Linked DNA regions of Homo sapiens: region 2 is linked to region 1. The links are chromatin loops, found by intact Hi-C in ENCODE. Cell type or tissue: PC-3. All regions are shown on one strand. Each heading gives the region's core, and the rest is flanking DNA. Links, peaks and the distances in the headings are about the cores only.

Region 1 (2,828 bases), core at 66-2,565:
ACTTTTATACAACTGTTATTAACTCTTTTGTTAAGTGTGAAGAAAAAAAGTGTTTCAATGTCAAATAAACGGGTATAATTGGGGTTAGACCAAATTCAATAAGTTTCACTTTTGAAGACTTTCTCAGAGGCTATATGTGGCTCTACATTAGAAACCCCAAGAGATGCTAAAGTATACAGTGTAACAACACCCTCACTTCCTTTTCAATGTTGTATTATAGAATGCTTATTGATGTCACAGATTCTGTATTTTTTCATATTTAGGCAGATTATAGTTCAAATCCCTTGGATTTATTGTTCAAATCCATTTTTATAATTAGCTTCCTAACCTCATTTTTAAATACAATTGAATTTTGTACTTCTTTTTATTTAAATTATGAAATTTACATTCATAAAAATTCAAATCACACAGAAGTATAGTGAATAAAAAGCAAACATTTTCACCCTCCCCAGAATCACATTCTCTTCCCTCAGAAGTAACCATTGACTAGAGTTTGGTGAGTCTCTTTTTAAGTCACTTTTATGCAAAACAATCAAGTTACTATTTCATATCATCTGAGGAAAACAACAGACATCTTCAAAATTGGATTAGAAAAAAAGTTGTAAAAGATATCTTCAAATTATATTTATATATACATATGTGTATATATACACATATGTATATATAAACATATGTATATATACACATATGTATGTATACACACATGTGTGTATATGCACATACACATATGTATATACACACGTGTGTGTATATGCACATACACATATGTGTATATATACACATATGTGTATGTGTGTGTATACATACACATATGTGTGTATATACACACACACGTGTGTGTGTATATATATAATTTCCCTGGTAATTCAATGGCTACATTTCAAATAGTGTCAGATTTGGTTTTAGGTGAAACTCCTGACTTTTCATTAACATAAGTGGTTACCAAGAAAATAAGTTGAAGAATATATAATTTCTTTACATTTTCCCCTAAATTATGCTAGATAAATTAAATCTTTAACTTTAGTCTTTCTTTAAACCCTTCACTAATTTATGTCAAACTATCAAAATAAGCATAAATCAAACCACACCCTCACTCACCGAACAGACAAGACCTCAACGCCCTCTAGTGGAGTGGCCTCCATGCTCCATTGTATGGGACCAACCCCTATTCCAGTGGGTAAGCCAAAGTGAATGAGCTCTTAATGAGGATGAGATTATAACTCGTCAAGGTTAGAATGGTACTCCCTCTTTCATTCATTTAACAAATAGCTAAACTTGCTTTAAAAGAAATTAAGTTAAAATGAGCCATGACCAAGAAAACAAGAAAAAACTATGAGGGGAAATATCCACATATAAGATACCAAATAATAACTTTATCACTATAGAAAATCAGTCTCTGATCTTCCAAGTATCTGTTTGTCTTGACTTCTTACTCTTGGCCACATCGCAACTCTTTACTACTGAATTTACAGAGATTTAAATCTATTCTTTCTTTTTTTTTAAGTGCTTAGCTTATGTTTGTCTTTAATTTCACTTCTCTGGATTTATCACTTTTCCTTAAGAATTACTTCACTCATTTTCCCAAACAACCACAAAAAAAATCACCATTTAATTCACTTTTCTGCTTTTGTTTCTTTTTTCTTGGAGACAAAGTCTCACTTTGTTGCCCAGGCTGGAGCGCAGTGGCGTGATCACGGCTCACTGTAACCTCGACCACCTGGGCTCAGGCAATCCTCCCACCTCAGCCCCCTGAGTAGCTGGGACCACAGCTGTGCACCACCGTGCCCAGCTAGTTTCTTAATTTTTGCAGAGATGGGGGTCTCACTGCTCAGGCTGGTCTTGAACTCCTGGCTCCAAGCAATCCTCCCACCTTGGCCTCCCAAAGTGCTGGGATTACAGGCATGAGCCACCACACCGAGCCACTTTTCTGCTTTTCTCCCCCTGAGAATGTGAGCTATCAGCCTCTCCCATTTAAAAGATAACTCCTATTCCATGGCATAATGAGAGGTAGTAGAGGATCGTGGTTAAAAGCATAGAGTGTGGAGCCAGCAGGCCTGCTTTCAAAGCCCAGAAGAGCAATTTACTGTCCATGTGATGTTGAGCTAGTCGTTTAAATCCTATGCATCTCAGTTTTCTCAACTGTAAAATCAGAATGATGATAATAGCATCCAATAGGCATTTGGCTTAAGTAAGAAAATCCATGTAGAGGAGGTAGAACAGTGCATAAAACATAGTAAGCACTCAATAACTGTTACTTGATATTACTACTTCATCAGAGTAAATAAAAATAAGACACCAGGAATGAAAGATTTTAATCCAACCTTTCTTTTCAAAACCAAAGGCAAACTGTTCATTAGCCAAACCCCACCATTCCTTGTTTAAATGATTGCGATCACCTCCTACCTAGCCTTGTAGCCAGCAGTCTCTCCCATTCATCTACTGTCATCAGTCAGATTTATTTTCCTAAAAATAATATTAACATTTCTAGTTCAGGATATGATGAACTAACTTCCTGCTGCAAACAAGTATAAAAACTAATATATAAAACAACTGTGTGAAGAAACTGGAAATCACCCAATTCCTGCAGGGTTGGAAAGGACAGGCTACAATACTTGAGAGGAGAAGCACAGGCAGTGAACTCTACTCTCAACAGGACTTTTTCCCTGACGGCATTTCCAAATTCATAAAATAGGGGAATAGATCCAAGCTGAAATTTTAATGGATTGAAGAGAAATAGATTGGAATCTGGGGCTGCTAAACTGGGCTAAGACTTGAGAGGAAAAAAATTATAGAGAACAGGGATTCGATGTGAAATGAAATGAAATGAA
Region 2 (2,828 bases), core at 327-2,826, 65 kb before region 1:
GTGGTAGCCATTAATATGGTACATAGTTTGCATTTAATAGTTTTTTTAGGCTGGGTGCGGTAGCTCAAGCCTGTAATCCCAGCACTTTGTGAGGCCAAGGTGGATGGATCACTTGAGGCCAGGAATTCAAGACAAGCCTGGCCAACATGGCGAAACCCTGTCTCTTCTAAAAATACAAAAATTATCTGGGCATGGTGGGAGGAACCTGTAATCCCAGCTGTTCAGGAGGCTGAGGCAGGAAAATGGCTTGAACCCAGGAGGCTGAGGCTGCAATGAGCCAAGATGACACCACTGCACTCCAGCCTGGTGACACATTGAGACTCCATCTGAAAAAAAAAAAAAAAAAAGAGTTTTTTAAATAAGTTGACATTGAGGAAAAAAGAAGGCCCTGCCCCTGGAAATTCTCTTTCTCCAGTTTTCAGGGGCTTTCTATGGAGTTCTGGAGCAGCACTATCCACTAGAACTTGGCAATAAGGGAAATATTCAATATCTGGGCAGTTTCACAGGGTAGCCAATTACCACCTGTGGCTATTGAGTACTTGAAATGTGGTTGGTATGAGGAACTGTGTTTTTAATTTTATTACTTTTAATAAATTTAAATTTAAATAGTCACATGTAGTGAGTAGCTACATATTGTTCAAGACAGTCCTATAGTATTCACAGCATGGTGGGCATCCCAGTAGACCTTCTTTTCCTCTTCTTTATATCTATCTGTGATGCTATAAAACTGCTCTGTAACAATCTGAAGCTGAATGATTGCAGGTAAAGCCAGGGAGTATCATAATCCCCCTACTCAAGCAAGAAGCATTGACTGACATACACTCTTCCCATGCCCACAAACCAGGCACGCTGGAGAATAAAAAGAAGATATGACTTCTGTTTTGAGGAACATATGATGATCTGGGGAATTCAAATTGCATACACACCAAAAAACAACTTTGGTTAATATGTTAAGTGAGAGAAAATAATTGGTACATAATTGCTCTTTATGATTTTATTGTCAATGGAAACCATTTAAATGTAATCCTGTGTACATTACCCTCACCATCTTCAACATCCCATCCCAGACCCTCTGGCTCATGTGCGTTTCCTCACAAAGCCCGATGGTTTTGATGCATTACCCCCTCCCTTTTTAATGGATGGCAGAACTGAGTCTTAGCAAGGGTGTGAAACTTACCTAAGGCCACACTGTAAGTAAGCAGGAGAGTCGGACTTTGAACCCAGAACTGTCATGACCCAAAGCCCATTCATCAACCTTTCTGCTCTACTGTGTCATTCTTTATAACAGGACCTTCACATTGCTTGCTTGGTTTTTGAGTGTCCATGTGTGTGATTTCTTTTTCTCAATATTGTTTTAATTTTACAATTACATGTGTTCATTGAAGGAAAAGTTTTAAAATATAGAGAAGCAAAATAAATAAATACAGACAGCTTAACTTTGGCATTAGTGTAGCCTGGTTTACCTGTTGTCAAGAGTAATCACAGAACATAACTTCAGGAGTCCTGTCCTACCTACCCTGGCTCCCCTGGGGAGACAGGCAGCCCAGTGTGAACTGTAAGCTTACCAGTTCTTTGTGGGTCCAGTTTTTTATATTTTCTCACATGTGCACAATGAAATGTCAGAGTCTGAAGGGAACATATTGGTTATTAAATGATTCTAAACCAATTTCCTCATTTTTTCAAATGGTCTCATTCTAGACCATTTCTTCATGATTCTAGACTATACAAGCCCCGGGCATTTAAATAACTTGGCAATGATAATTCTCAAAAAGGTAAAATTATCCCTCACCAGAGAAAAGGCAGCAAAACATTTGGAAACTCTCTGTGCACACACAGGTTATGTTTTATTTCATAATATTCTTAAGTCCATTTGTTCATAAATTCAAAGTGCTGGTTTACAGGCAACCACTACTGCCATCTGTTGGTGGTGGACAGAGTTGATGCATTTCTGCATAAGGGCATAAAATGGTTCTTTTTTTTTTTTTTTTTTTTTTTTTAATAATTTTTTTTTTTTTATTATACTCTAAGTTTTAGGGTACATGTGCACATTGTGCAGGTTAGTTACATATGTATACATGTGCCATGCTGGTGCGCTGCACCCACTAACGTGTCATCTAGCATTAGGTATATCTCCCAATGCTATCCCTCCCCCCTCCCCCGACCCCACCACAGTCCCCAGAGTGTGATATTCCCCTTCCTGTGTCCATGTGATCTCATTGTTCAATTCCCACCTATGAGTGAGAATATGCGGTGTTTGGTTTTTTGTTCTTGCGATAGTTTACTGAGAATGATGATTTCCAATTTCATCCATGTCCCTACAAAGGACATGAACTCATCATTTTTTATGGCTGCATAGTATTCCATGGTGTATATGTGCCACATTTTCTTAATCCAGTCTATCATTGTTGGACATTTGGGTTGGTTCCAAGTCTTTGCTATTGTGAATAGTGCCGCAATAAACATACGTGTGCATGTGTCTTTATAGCAGCATGATTTATACTCATTTGGGTATATACCCAGTAATGGGATGGCTGGGTCAAATGGTATTTCTAGTTCTAGATCCCTGAGGAATCGCCACACTGACTTCCACAATGGTTGAACTAGTTTACAGTCCCACCAACAGTGTAAAAGTGTTCCTATTTCTCCACATCCTCTCCAGCACCTGTTGTTTCCTGACTTTTTAATGATTGCCATTCTAACTGGTGTGAGATGATATCTCATAGTGGTTTTGATTTGCATTTCTCTGATGGCCAGTGATGATGAGCATTTCTTCATGTGTTTTTTGGCTGCATAAATGTCTTCTTTTGAGAAGTGTCTGTTCATGTCCT

What was found. Hi-C counts contacts between places; a loop is a spot of excess contacts. Peaks named below come from ENCODE experiments on the same cell type or tissue, not always from the same donor. Only the 100,000 strongest peaks of a DNase experiment are listed, where the experiment ranks them.
Region 2: a loop joins it to region 1, with 5 times the contacts of the local background. A loop is called at or near these places in 10 of 110 quality-filtered maps.

What each region holds. Positions count from the first base shown.
Region 1 is chr4:122,715,904-122,718,731 of GRCh38, forward strand. It overlaps a transcript of BBS12 not described here. Among named protein-coding and RNA genes, the nearest start is that of BBS12, 15 kb to the right of the region's middle. In PC-3, for the core only: CTCF peaks have their summits at 1,142 (motif pointing left) and 1,345; a DNase peak (open chromatin) is centred at 1,128; H3K27ac peaks cover 317 bases.
Region 2 is chr4:122,650,657-122,653,484 of GRCh38, forward strand. All of the region lies in intron 10 of IL21-AS1 (IL21 antisense RNA 1), which reads left to right. Among named protein-coding and RNA genes, the nearest start is that of IL21, 31 kb to the left of the region's middle. In PC-3, for the core only: a CTCF peak has its summit at 1,885 (motif pointing left); no DNase peak of the experiment used is centred there.